Linked DNA regions of Homo sapiens: region 2 is linked to region 1. A link is a contact called in ENCODE Hi-C or POLR2A ChIA-PET data. All regions are on one chromosome and are shown on one strand. Each heading gives the region's core, a stretch centred on a gene start or an enhancer-like site at or near the end of the contact. The rest is flanking DNA. Distances are from core to core; before and after follow the strand shown. Region 1 holds the start of MUC12-AS1 (MUC12 antisense RNA 1). Region 2 has its middle 19 kb from the start of SERPINE1.

The links. A loop is a pair of places that touch in the nucleus more often than their neighbours do. ChIA-PET counts read pairs that join two places held with the same protein, here RNA polymerase II (POLR2A). Pooled maps may share reads with other maps.
Region 2: a pooled map shows a loop between it and region 1 (7-fold over the local background). The contact joins the enhancer-like site here to the promoter of MUC12-AS1 in region 1. A Hi-C loop is called at or near these places in 2 of 50 pooled maps. POLR2A ChIA-PET finds 5 or more read pairs at or near these places in 2 of 52 experiments (H1 and PC-3).

What each region holds. Positions count from the first base shown.
Region 1 is chr7:101,012,141-101,019,265 of GRCh38, forward strand. MUC12-AS1 (MUC12 antisense RNA 1) reads right to left here and starts at 5,468. Exons shown (of 3, transcript NR_120520.1): 1 at 5,275-5,468; 2 at 3,058-3,127; 3 at 2,180-2,299. MUC12 (mucin 12, cell surface associated) reads left to right here. Exons shown (of 12, transcript NM_001164462.2): 6 at 156-307; 7 at 679-750; 8 at 840-1,002; 9 at 1,773-1,934; 10 at 3,475-3,551; 11 at 5,435-5,523; 12 at 6,455-6,796. The coding sequence ends at 6,496. RefSeq lists enhancers at 3,131-3,799, 5,232-5,281, 5,352-5,501, 6,692-6,841 and a silencer at 6,348-6,642.
Region 2 is chr7:101,104,849-101,111,616 of GRCh38, forward strand. No RefSeq gene overlaps it. Among named protein-coding and RNA genes, the nearest start is that of SERPINE1, 19 kb to the right of the region's middle. RefSeq lists enhancers at 2,961-3,911, 3,707-3,926, 3,912-4,862. Within about 2 kb of position 3,528, at least 10 of the 41 ENCODE cell types and tissues checked have a DNase peak (open chromatin) inside an H3K27ac peak, as active enhancers do; they include PC-3, where a contact is called at or near this core.

The sequences.
Region 1 (7,125 bases), core at 4,218-6,717:
TCTGGGTGGTTAGCTGCTGGAGGGAAGACTCTGTATTCTTTCTCACCTCTGGGTCACATGGCAGCTTCATCTCCCATTACCACTCTGGGTGCTTGGGCTCCACTTGCTGGCTGGGTGGTGACATGGGTAACTGATGAAACGATTCCCACTTCCAGCAACGGTAGCATCGTGGTCAAGAACGATGTCATCCTGGAGGCAGACTACACTTTAGAGTATGAGGAACTGTTTGAAAACCTGGCAGAGATTGTAAAGGCCAAGATTATGAATGAAACTAGAACAACTCTTCTTGATCCTGATTCCTGCAGAAGTAAGCTCACCTAAAACCCCTTGACACCTGTGGGTGTCTTGGAGATCGTGACCTTGACCTCTCCCTCCTCTACGTCTTCTTTCTTCTGGTACTCCCAAGACTTCTGCCACAGGAACCCAGAAGCCAGGCCCAGGGTGCCTTCCCCAGATCCCAAAGCTGCTCCCAACAGCCCCCTCTCGGTCCCAGGCTGAGGCTATCATATCCCCATTTGAGCCTCCTCACAAGCCCAGCTGCATGTCTAGGGTGGGCAAAGACTCCCACGGGCATTGGCCCAGGGGAGGGCATGGTATAGAAGAGAGAGGCCTGGCTACCCCCAGGGAGGCAGAGGGAAGTGTTTCTATTCCATCTTCCTTCCCATCCACTCTCGGCAGAGGCCATACTGTGCTATAGTGAAGAGGACACTTTCGTGGATTCATCGGTGACTCCGGGCTTTGACTTCCAGGGTAAGCGACTACGTGGAGCGTGGGCACTAAGAGTGGGGGCTGGGATGCTTTGGCCAGGCTCATGCATGCTGCCCGCCCCTCTCCCTCAGAGCAATGCACCCAGAAGGCTGCCGAAGGATATACCCAGTTCTACTATGTGGATGTCTTGGATGGGAAGCTGGCCTGTGTGAACAAGTGCACCAAAGGAACGAAGTCGCAAATGAACTGTAACCTGGGCACATGTCAGCTGCAACGCAGTGGCCCCCGCTGCCTGTGAGTGTCCCCATAAGCCCAGCACCCACTCTGTCCTGGTGATAGGGCCCTCCCCCTCCCCAGCAGTCACCCACAGGGTTGGGGGATTGAGTAGAGCTTGGGAGGTGCCTCCTCCCCACTCCTGGACATACCTCTCCCCTGTAATCTCATTCCCACCCCCCACACCCACAAGAGTGAGGAGTAGGAGTAGATTATAGACATAGAGGTCCCAAAGCTGGGCAATCCCTTCCTGAGAAAGTTCATGCTGTCAATTTCCAAATCTATCTCTATCTCTATCTTTGTCTGTATCTCTATCTCTATCTCTATCTTTGTATCTCTATCTCAATCTCTATATCTGTCTATATTGTTAATTTCCCTTATGTCATCTCTGCCATGCTGTCAAGATTACCTCTAGCTGCAGCCACAGCACTAAGTCCACAGACCATAAATTAAGGTGCAAAAGAAAAACCATGATAACAGGCCCATTTAGGTAGCAGATGCTTAGAGATTAGGTGGGTGAATGGTACGTGTCTGGGACGAGACACCCAACACTCTCAGGTCCCCTTGAGCCCTAGTCATTTGAATTCCTGATCTGCAGTCTCCAGGTCCCCCCAACTCCCTCAGTGCCCATCAGCCTGAGGAAGTCAGGGACCCAGGCTCTCTGGGGGCTGAGCTCCAGCCGTTGGAGTGAGGGAGATCTGGTTTCCTGTGCTTAGGAGAGTGGGTTAACCCTTGGGATATTGGATGTGAGGGATCCCAGGGGATCAGCGTGAGCTTGTCTGTGTCCCCAGGTGCCCAAATACGAACACACACTGGTACTGGGGAGAGACCTGTGAATTCAACATCGCCAAGAGCCTCGTGTATGGGATCGTGGGGGCTGTGATGGCGGTGCTGCTGCTCGCATTGATCATCCTAATCATCTTATTCAGCCTATCCCAGAGAAAACGGCACAGGTGAGCTTGTGAGGCCAGCACCGCAGGCCCACACAGAGGGGACAGATCCTGGGGTGGCCACTGTCTGAATGTCCTAAGGCTCTGCTCCTTCCAGGCCAGCAATCAGAGAGGTCAGCTGAGGCCAGATGGGGTGCCCAGACCCTCCCAGCCCTGGGTGCAGCAAAGGGCGGCCTTCCTGTAGGATACATCAATTTGGCAGTGTTTTAGTCCATTTTGTGCTATTATAACAGAATACCACCACTGGGTAATTGATAAACAATAGAAGTTTATTTGGCTCACAGTTCTGGAGGCTGGGAAGTCCAAGATCAAGGGGCTGCATCTGGTGAGGACTTTCTTGCTGCATCACAGCATGGCAACATGGCAGTCTGCAGCACATGGACAGAGAGGAAGAGAGGGCTGAACTCACTTTTTTTTTTTCTTTAAGAGACAGGGTCTTGCTGTCACCCAGGCTGGAGTGCAGTGGCATGATCTCGGCTCACTGCAACCTCCGCCTCCCAGGTTGAAGTGATTCTCATGCCTCAGCCTCTCGAGTAGCTGGGATTACAAGTGCATTCCACCATGCCTGGCTAATTTTTGTATTTTTAGTAGAAACGGGGTTTCACCATGTTGGCCAGGCTGGTCTTGAACTCCTGACCTTGAGTGATCCACCCACCCTGGCTTCCCAAAGTGCTGGGATTACAGGTGTGAGCCACCGTGCCCGGCCTTAAATTAAATTAAATTAAATTAAATTAAATTAAATTAAATTAAATGTGTTGTAGAAATAGGGTCTCACTATATTGCCCCGGCTGGTCTGAAACTCCTGGCCTCAAGCAGTCCTCTCACCTCAGCCTACAAAGTTGTTGGGATTACAGGTGTGAGCTGTCACCCCTGGCTGTCTGAACTCGCTTTTATTACACACCCACTTTTGAGATAATGATGTTAATCTATTCATGAGGACAGCACCTTCATGACCTAATCATGTCTTCAAGGTCCTACCTCTCAGCATTGCTGCCTTGGGGATTAAATTTCCAACACATGAACTCTAAGGGACACATTCAAACCATAACACAGAGAATGGAAACAGAAGCTTATGTGTGGAAATTAGACTATGTAATGACATTCCCTGTAGTTAGTTATCACTCACCTTGGCCACCACAGAGCACAGCACCACATGGGGAAGCTGAGATGGAGCGTCTGGGTCTCACTTTTCCCAGCTGTAAAATGGGATAAGATGCACCTGTGAAGGTTGCTGGGAAACCCTGGCACAGTACCTGACCCGAAGTCAGCAACTGAAGGGAGCTACCCTACGCCCCCATCTCATGGATATGGAAACTGAGGGCCACTAAAGGGAGTGAGGGGCAGCCAGGAGGCCTGGCCAGTGCTTGCCTTGGTAGAAGGGAAGCCATGGTGATGCTACTTTTTGTTCTCTGCCATCATCGCTGCCATCTCTGACTCGGGGTGTGGCTGTGACTGTCCCCTCGAGGGAAGCTGAAGGTCAGGGTCCACCAAGTCCCTCCTCAGCCTCCTTGCCTACAGCTGCTCAAGGCATTTCTGTCTGCAGGGAACAGTATGATGTGCCTCAAGAGTGGCGAAAGGAAGGCACCCCTGGCATCTTCCAGAAGACGGCCATCTGGGAAGGTACCTCTAGTTAAGGGCAAGGAGATGAGCAGAGCTGGAGGGTGAAGAAAGGCAGGGCGGTGCCTGTGCCTGTGGGGGTGACGTGGGGTCCAGCCCCCCTTTGGGGTGGCTGTGACTGACAGCCCGTTCCCTACCTGCCGCTGCAGCCCCGGACCCAGACACCACCCCTGCTGTGTGCAAGAGTGCAGGAGTGGTTGAGAACCAGATCTTGCCCCCAGAGACCAACTCAGTGAGGGCATCCAGTGCACACTCAGCTAAGCGGGGTGATAGGGCCATTCCCAGGGCAGAGGGAGCAGAGGGGTGGACCTGACCCAGCCTGGGTGGGGATAGGGGGTCAGATTAGCCCCCAGGTGAGACTGACTCTTGAATAGGTGAGTAAGCAGGTGTGCTTCCTCCTTCAACACAGTGGGAGCCCAGTAAGCAGGGAGGCCTTATCCCAGTGAGGACAAGGGAAAGGGCACCCCAGGCAGGGGGCACTGCATGAGAAACGCCTGCAGTTGGGAAGGAGCTTGCTTTTGGCGGGGAAGGGAAGGCAGGTCAATCTCACAAAGAAAGAGTGAGGGACGTGAGGTTGGCAGGGCTTTGGGAATGGGGTGGGGGGTTGAGGGGCTTTGGCCGCCCACCTTTTTTTGTGAGACAGAGTCTCACTCTGTCACCCAGGCTGGAGTACAGTGGCACAATCTTGGCTCACTGCAACTTCTGTCTCCCAGGTTCAAGCGATTCTCCTGCCCTCAGCCTCCCTAGTAGCTGTGATTACAGGCATGCCACCACGCGTGGCTAATTTTTGTATTTTTAGTAGAGACTGTAGAGACAGGGTTTCATCATGTTGGCCAGGCTGGTCTCGAACTCCAGACCTTAGGTGATCCGCCCGCCTTGGCCTCCCAAAGTGCTGGGATTACAGGCGTGAACCACCATGCCCGGTCACATTTTGAATTTTTTTTACTCAAAAGGCCATTCAGGGAGCACTAAAGCAGGGAGACCAGGTGGAGGAAGTGAGGCTGAGGGGGTGGGGGGAGGGAGAGGAGACGCAGCCTGGTGGAGATGAGGCTGAGTGGGTGGGAGAGGGAGAGGGAGTGAGGGAGGATTTCCGGGATTGTCCGAGCTGACCCTTGGGCCCCGAAGGATGGGGGAGAAGCAGCCGGTGGAGCACACTGAGTTGGGGGGCTGGTGGGTGCTGAGGAGGAGGCTGCAAGGCTCGTGCCTGTCTGAATCTCCGGGAGGGGTCTGCAGCCTGAACCACGTACTGGAATAGAGGTTTGTCCATTCATCGGGGAGAATGCAGAGTGAGAAGTGAGGAGGGTGAAAGGAGAACCCCCCCCCAGGAGCCCCCGTAGAAGGACAGGTAGGGCATGAGGACCCCGATCTAGGAGGACGCAGGAAAAGAGGGGTCAGAGGTGCAGGGAGAGCCCCGGAGTCCAGAGAGTGAGTGGTTCTGCGGGACCAGGAAGTAAGTGATCGCTGTGCTCCGGGAGGATGCTGGAAGAAGATTCCAGACGCAGCTTTTTTGCCTGCTATGGTTACCGTTGCTATGAAGGAGGGCGGCCCTGCTGACCCAGAGCCAGCCCTGTCTCCCGCTCCACTCTGACCTCACCCCTGAGTCCAGGGCTGAACGCACGCTCCTCCGTGGCCCCCGCTTCCACCCCGTGCATGTGGGGGGCTTCTGCTCCGCTCCCTCCTGTTCCGGGGTCCAGCGGGCGGCTCCCCAGGCAGGCTCTGCACTTACCCGCAGCCCAGTGATGCAGGGTCGGAGGGGTGGTCGGCAGTGGGAAAGGGCGTAGGGCAGATGCCGGGCTGACTCTTCCTTTTGCCAGAGGAAATCCCCTCTGCCCCCTAGTCCTCCCCCTACCAAGGCTCCCATCACTCATCACGGCCTCTCCCTACAGACCAGAATCTGAGGGAGAGCAGATTCGGCCTTGAGAACGCCTACAACAACTTCCGGCCCACCCTGGAGACTGTTGACTCTGGCACAGAGGTGACTCAGCTGCGAGCTGCCCCCACCCCCTGAGGCTGCTCCACTTCCTCTGGGGTTCCCTCTTCCCCCGGGACTCCCTTCTCCCCCTGGGACTCCCTTCTCCCCCTGGGACTCCCTCCCTTCCCCCTGGGACCCCTTCCCTTTCCCTTCCCCCTGGGACTCCCTTCCTCCCCCTGGGACCCCTTCCTTTCCCCCTGGGACTCCCTCCCTCCCCCTGGGACCCCTTCCCTTCCCCCTGGGACTCCCTCCCTCCCCCTGGGACCCCTTCCCTTCCCCCTGGGATTCCCTCCCTCCCCCTGGGACCCCTTCCCTTCCCCCTGGGACTCCCTCCCTCCCCCTGGGACCCCTTCCCTTCCCCCTGGGACTCCCTCCCTCCCCCTGGGACCCCTTCCCTTCCCCCTGGGACTCCCTCCCTCCCCCTGGGACCCCTCCCTTCCCCCCTGGATTCCCTCCCTCCCCCTGGGACCCCTTCCCCTTCCCCCTGGGACTCCCTCCCCTCCCCCTGGGACCCCTTCCCTTCCCCCTGGGACTCCCTCCCTCCCCCTGGGACCCCTTCCCTTCCCCCGGGACTCCCTCCCTTCCCCCGGGACTCCCTCCTCCCCCAGGACTCCCTCCTCTCCTTAGGACTCCCTCCCTCTCCCTGGGACACTCTCCCTACCCCTGGGACTCCCTTCTCCCCCTAGGACTCCCTCCCTTCTCCTGGGACTCCCTCCTCCCCCAGGACTCCCTCCTCACCCTGGGGCCACCCCTTCCCCTGGGACTCCCCCCTCCCCCGCCACTCCCTCCTCTCCCTAGGACTCCCTCCCTCCCCCTGGGACTCCCTCCCTCCCCCTGGGGTTCCCTCCTCCCCGCCAGGGCTCCCTCTTCCTCCTGGGGCTCCCCCTTTCCCGGGTCTGCCCCTTGGCCTCACCTCTTCTCTCCCGTCCCCCAGCTCCACATCCAGAGGCCGGAGATGGTAGCATCCACTGTGTGAGCCAACGGGGGCCTCCCACCCTCATCTAGCTCTGTTCAGGAGAGCTGCAAACACAGAGCCCACCACAAGCCTCCGGGGCGGGTCAAGAGGAGACCGAAGTCAGGCCCTGAAGCCGGTCCTGCTCTGAGCTGACAGACTTGGCCAGTCCCCTGCCTGTGCTCCTGCTGGGGAAGGCTGGGGGCTGTAAGCCTCTCCATCCGGGAGCTTCCAGACTCCCAGAAGCCTCGGCACCCCTGTCTCCTCCTGGGTGGCTCCCCACTCTGGAATTTCCCTACCAATAAAAGCAAATCTGAAAGCTCAGAATGAGAAGTGAGAGGTTTCCTTCTCCTCCTTCTGCAGTTGGGGTCAGGTTAGGGGTCAGAGCCCTCCTGGGATGGGATTTCTCCCAGGACTGGCTGCTGAATGGGGCATGGAACGAATGCTCTGGGCCCCTTCCTGTGTCTTTGCAGGGAGCCCCCTCCCCGGCTCCAGTCAGGACAGGTCTAGGCCTGCCTCTGCTGAGGTCCCTGTGGCAGAAAAGCCTAATGTCAGGTTCTGGGGACAGGAGAGGACCTCAGATTCAACCCCAGTTGGCCAGGGAGTGAGCACTTGGCTCTGCTGAGCTTGCACAAGGCAGGGTCACTCCAGAT
Region 2 (6,768 bases), core at 2,278-4,777, 91 kb after region 1:
CCACCACACCCGGCCTCCTTGGTGTTTAGATGGGGAAGGGGGTGTATCTCTGTGATCTGTCAGGGTGTTCCCAGGCAGGGCACTAGGCCAGCTCCTGCCTCATCAAAGGATCAAGACTGGAATTTCCCTCCATTTCCTATCATTTTAGTCCTCATCTGAGGACCACAGCTGCCAAGTCTGTCTCTCACGAGCACATGCTGGGCATAGGTGAGGGGCAGAGCCCTACATAAGCACCCCTATGCCCTGTCCAACCTCCCTCCAGAAGCCCCTGTCCTCAGACAGAAGGTGCATCCTCTCCACTTTGGGTCCTTCTCCCCTTCCAAGAAAGGGGTTCAGGGCAAGGAGAGCTTAACGCAGCTCCACCACTCACTAACTGGGTGACGTCTGCAGAGGTTACTTAGCCTCTCTGAACCTCTGTTCTTCGTCTGTAAAATGATCACAGTAAGATATGCCACGGGGTTCCTGGAATAAATGAGATTAATAACATAAACAAACCAGGTGCAGTGACTTGTGCCTGTAATTCCAGCTACTCAGGAGGTCGAGGCAGGAGGATCACTTGAGTCCAGGAGTTCAAGACCAGCCTGGGCAACATAGTGAGACCCTGTCTCTACAAAATACTTTTTTCTTTTTTGAGACAGGATCTCGCTCTGTCAGCCAGGCTGGAGTGCAGTGGCGCAATCTAGGGTCACTGCAACCTCTGCCTCCTGGGTTCAAGCCATTCTCCTGCCTCAGCCTCCTGAGTAGCTGAGATTACAGGTGCCTGCCACCATATCCAGCTAATTTTTGTATTTTTAGTAGAGACGGGGTTTCACCATGTTGGCCAGATTGGTCTCAAACTTCTGACTTTAAGTGATCCACCCTCCTCGGCCTCTCAAAGTGCTGGGATTACAGGCATGAGCCACTGTGCCTGGCCCATCTCTACAAAATATTTAAAAATTAACAAGGCATGGTGGTGCGTGCCTATAATCCCAGCTACTCAGGAGGCTGAGGTGAGAGGACCGTTTGAGTCTGGAAGTTTGAGGCTATAGTGAGCTATGATGGCATCCCTGCACTCCAGCCTGGATGACAGAGCAAGACTGTCTCTTAACAAAACAATAGGCCAGGCGTGGTGGCTTATGCCCGTAATCCCAGGACTTTGGGAGGCCAAGGTGGGCGGATCTCCTGAGGTCAGGAGTTCGAGACCAGCCTGGCCAACATGGCGAAACCCCATCTCTACTAAAAATACAAAAATTAGCCTGGCGTGGTGGCGCTCACCTGTAATCCCAGCTATTCAGGAGGTTGAGACAGGAGAATCACTTGAACCTGAGAGGTGGAGGTTGCAGTGAGCCGAGCTTGCGCCACTGCACTCCAGCCTGGGTGACAGAGCAAGTCTCTGTCTCAAATAATAAATAAGTAAATAAATAAATAAATAAATATAACAAGGCCAGGGCGGGGTGTTGGATGATCCTAATCACTGCTGTTGTCTAGCAATGACAATCAGAGACATCCTCACCACTTGGAGACACATCTGTCCCATGGCCTGGACAGTGACATTTTCGGGACAGGACACCAACTCTTCTGAACAATTGGAGACCCCATGCCAAGCATGATCTCTCTGGATTCCCCCCTTTCTGAAGCCTGCAGAACACCCTCCTAACGCCCGCAGAACGCCCTCCTCGAACTGGCATTTTCCTTCAGACGGACAGTGATGCTGTTGCTTCTCTAAGTTGCAATCACAATTGCGTCAGCTCCTCTGAGGTTCCTCCCAGGTCTCCTTAATTGGATTTGGAACATTTGCAGACAGACAGTCGCCTAAGGTAACTTCTAGAAGGCTAATATCCTCTCCTAAACTGAGTTTCTTCCTAATTAAGTTCTCAGAAGGAAATGTTCACTTTGGAGTACTTCACTGTTGGGCCCAAGCACTGCCCATTGTGCAGTATTCAGTTTATCTGTTGTTGGCTTTTTTTGTTTTTGTTTTTGTTTGTTTGTTTGTTTAAGACGGGGTCTTGCTCTGTCGCCCAGGCTGAAGTGCAGTGGTGCGATCTCAGCTCACTGCAGCCTCCGCCTCCCAGGTTCAAGCAATTCTCCCACCTCAGCCTCCTAAGTAGCTGGGATTACAGGTACCTGCCACCATGCCCGGCTAATTTTTGTATTTGTAGTAGAGACAGGGTTTCACCATGTTGGCCAGGCTGGTCTCAAACTCCTGACCTCAGGTGATCCACACACCTCGGCCTCCCAAAGTGCTGGGATTACAGATGTGAGTCACCACGCCCGGCCCGTTTTTGTTTTTTCAGAGATAGGGTCTCACTCTGTCGCCCAGCCTGGAGTGCAGTGGTGTGATCATAGCTCACTGCAGCCTCCAACTCTTAGGCTCAAGCAATCCTCCCACCTCAGCCTTCCGAGTAGCTGGGACCACAGGTGTGCGCCACCATGCCCAGCTAATCATTTTATTTTTTGTAGAGGAGGGATCTCATTGTGTTACCCAGGCTGGTCTTGAACTCCTGGGCTCAAGTGATTCTCCTGTCTCAGCCTCCCAAAGTGCTGGGATTACAAGCATGAGCCACTGCACTTGGCCCATATCATGCAGTATTAAGGGGCATAGGAGGAAAGTGTAGACCCAAACAGTTCCTAACCCCTAAATTCTTACCATCCAGTAGGGAAAGCAAAATGAATACATGGCAGTATTTTCAGTAGAGACAGGGTTTCACCATGTTGGCCAGGCTGGTCTCAAACCCCTGACAATGGAAAGCAAGCCAGTGCTGAACTCTGTGTGTGATCCTGTGGGTCCTATTGCAAGAATTTTCAGGTTCAAAGGACAGACAGCAGAGGGTGGTTTGGGGGGAAAGGTGGAAGCCCTAGAAGGCTCTGTGGACCACAGATCTGCAAAGGAGGGGAAACATTCCAGAGAGGAGTGTGTGTGGCCGGAGACTGGCCACAAAAGACCCCCAGAAGTTGAAGTGGGGGCAGCGAGTGGACCTGCCTAATTGCAAGAGATGGATGGCAAAAACAAAAATCAGATCTTGTGATGGGAGGAGAGGAACAGATGTGGCAAATCTAGATGTGCCCCCAACCCCGTGTTTACAGATAACTTCCCAGTTTCCCCTTTCACCCACACAGCTTCTGCTCATCTTCTGCAGAACAGGCACGGCGGGGTGGGGGCCAGGCGCAGTGGCTGACACCTATAATCCTAGCACTCTGGGAGGCCGAGGCAGGTGGATCACTTGAGGTCAGGAATTCGAGACCAGCCTGGCCAACTTGGTGAAACCTGTCTCTACTAAAAATACAAAAATTAGCCAGGCGTGGTGGCGCATGCCTGTAGTCCCAGCTACTTGGGAGGCTGAGGCAGGAGAATCGCTTGAACCCGGGAGGCGGAGATTGCAGTGAGCAGAAATCGCATCGCTGCACTCCAGCCTGGGCGACAGGGCAAGACTCTGTCTCAAAAAAAAAAAAAAAAAAAAAAAGAGGCACTGGGTTTGTTGGGAAACGTGGGGAGCCCTGGGGAGGCCCTGCAATTACCACAGCCCTGGCAGACGCCCATTACAAAAGCACAAACACACACACACACACGCACGCACGCTCATTCATCCAGCCAGCGGAACTAACGGTCTACTGGACAGGAAAGCCCTGTTGGAGAGAGAGGGTGGGGAATCCCGCCCAGGCCAAGGGGGACAGCCCTGCTGCCTTCCACCTGCTGCAGAGCTGCTGACCGGCTCTGATTCAACCCGGAAAACCAGCCCGGTGTTTTGGACACAACATGACCTTTTACCTGTGGGCCTCTCGGGATTCTCAGAAACAGCAACAGGTGGGGGGTTGGGGGGTTCCCGAGCCTGGGGCTTTCCTTCTGGGCTCAGCCCCCACCTCCGCCCCCACTTCCCTGATGAGCTGCTACCAAAGATAGACAAGAGCAAATGGAGTTTGGCATGTCATTTCCTGAAAGGATGGGGACTTGAAGACAAGGTCCCCTGGGCCCAGTTCCCGGAGTTTAGGTTCAAGAACGAGATGCTTGATCCACCCAAAGCAGAACGGCTTCTGCTAGCTCTAAATCGGTGGCTCAGAAAGAGAAGGGGGCTCCCAAACCTCCTAGACCCTAAAGCTCCTCTGTTGGTCTCTCTAATTTCCCTGGTGTCCCCTGTCCAGGAGCAAGGCCGTGGACACACAACAACTGCCTCTGCTTCCTGAGATGCTGATCCTTGGACCAAGCTGGCCAGTCCAGGGCTGAAGGGCTCAGGAGGAGGGAGAGGTCTCTGCCTGCAGGGCCCCAAGCATCTGCTGTCCCTGGCACGACCCGGGTTGTCTGGGTCTGGGGCCAGTCTCCTAGGGGAATGAGCTGGCAGGCTGGGTTGTACCCAGGGAGTGTGCCTGGAGGGAGACAGCCGTCGTGGTTCAGGCTGTGAATAACAGGAGCCTCATCTCTGCCCCAGAGCTTCAGGGAAGGGAGCACCTGGCACAGAAGTGACTAAGAGAGCAGGTCTGGGCGGGTAGCTGACGTGCAGCAAACAAGGGAATAGGAGGTTCCCCCAGGTTCCCACACACGGAGCAAATCCCACGGCCTGCCCTTTGGGGTCCTCCATGTCCAGACCCTCCAACCTGGTTTCTGCACACAACTGCTTCTCCAGGCTGAGAAGTCCTCCCGACCAGCCCCCAACCATACCCCTCTGCTCTATGCCAAGGTCACTGGACCCTTCCTTGTCTGCTCCAGGCCTCACACATCCCCTCTCTAGGGGCCTAATCTGATCTCATGTGTCACTCAAGAGCCTCTTGGTGTAAATCTCCTTAGAACCTTTTTTTTTGAAACAGGGTCTCACGACCAGGCACAGTGGCTCACGCTTGTAATCCCAACACTTTGGGAGGCCAAGGTGGGTGGATCACAAGGTCAGGAGTTCGAGACTAGCCTGGACAGCTTAGTGAAACCCCGTCTCTACTAAAAATACAAAATTAACTGGGCATGGTGGCAGGTGCCTGTAATCCCAGCTACTCAGGAGGCTGAGGCAGGAAAATCACTTGAACCCAGGAGGTGGAGGCTACAGTGAGCCGAGATGATGCCACTGCACTCCAGCCTGGGCTACAGAGTGAGAGTCTGTCTCTTTAAAAAAAGTTGTGAAGGAAGGGGCCAATGAAGGAACTCATAGGGAGCAGTGGGTCACACGGTGAGGGGCTTGAAGTATCCTGGGTTGGGGATAGGGGACAGGCATGCAAGGGTCACGTCGGGGGAACAGCTGAGATACGGAGAAACAGGATGAAGTCTGGTTAAGAGCTGGGGCTGCTGGAGCCAGTCTCTCTCTTAGCTGAGTGACTTTGAGCAGGATAGCAAATCCTCTATCTGTCAGTTTCCTCATCTTTCAGATGAGAATAGGACCAATACCTTATTTTGTTATTTTAAGAGAAAGAGTCTCTCTCTGTCATCCAGGCTGGAGTGCAGTGGCATGATCATAGCTCACTGCAGCCTTGAACTCCTGTCCTTAAGCTACCCTCCCTCCTCAGCCTCCGGAGTAGCTGGGACTACAGGTGCATGCCACCACACCCAGCTAATTATTAGTATTATTACATTTTTTTCTTTGGCGGACAGAGTCTTGCTATGTTTGCAAGACAGAGTCTTGCTGTGTTGCCCAGGCTGGTCTCCAATCCCTGGCCTCCAGTTCCTGGCCTCAAGTGATACTCCAGTCTCAGCCTCCCAAAGTACTGGGATTACAGGAGTGAGCCCCCACATCTGGTCCCCAATACCCATTTTTAATTAATTATTTATTTATTTTATTTTTTATTTTTTCTTGAGATGGGAGTCTCCCTCTGTCACCCAGGTTGGAGTACAGTGGCGTAATCTCGGCTCACTGCAACCTCCACCTCCCGGGTTTAAGCATTTCTCCTGCCTGAGTCTCCCTAGTAGCTGGGATTACAGGCACCCACGACCATGCCCGGCTAATTTTTATATTTTTAGTAGAGACGGGGTTTCACCATGTTGGCCAGGCTGGGCTTGAACTCCTGACCTTAAGCAATCTGCCTGCCTCAGCCTCCCAAAGTGCTGGGATTACAGGTGTGAGCCACCGTGCCTGGCTGTCAATAACCATTTCTTAGTTGTATGAAAATGAAATAGAATAATGAGTATGAAACAGGGCCTAGCAAACAGCAACTGCTATATGTATCTTAGCCCTGTTATTGCTGCAGTTTGGGGATGGGAACTTCAAAAACTCTAAAGAAAAGGCAAGCAGGGCCGGGTGTGATGGGTCACGCCTGTAATCCCAGCACTTTGGGAGGCCGAGGCTGGCAGATCACCTGAGGTCGAGAGTTCGAGACCAGCCTGACCAACATGGTGAAACCCCATCTCTACTAAAAATACAAAAATTAGCTGGGCGTGGTATGGGAGGCTGAGGCAAGAGAATTGCTTGAACCCGGGAGGCAGAGGTTGCAGTGAGCCGAGATCGCGCCATTGCACTCCAGCCTGGGCAACAAGAGCGAAACTCCATCTCAAAAAAAAAAAAAGAAAGGCAAGTAGACCCTGAGAGCTGAAAAACAAATGGATTCGCTGATCAAAGCCACCTAAACAAATTACAGAAGCAACCACAAATCCAGACTAAGGCGGGCAGGAATTTTTAGACTCTTTGCCTCAATCTTCCCTCCAGCCCTGCCAGCATGGGAGACTGGCCTGGGGAATCCCGGGGGCACTGTGTCGTTTCTTCTGTCCCTTCCAGATGGAAGCTTCTTTTCTAGCCCTGGGAGAAGGCTCATTCCTGCTCTGCTCAAGGCTAGCCTGGTCTGGGCCCTGAAAGAAAAGGAAATTGTCCCCTGTAGTACCAC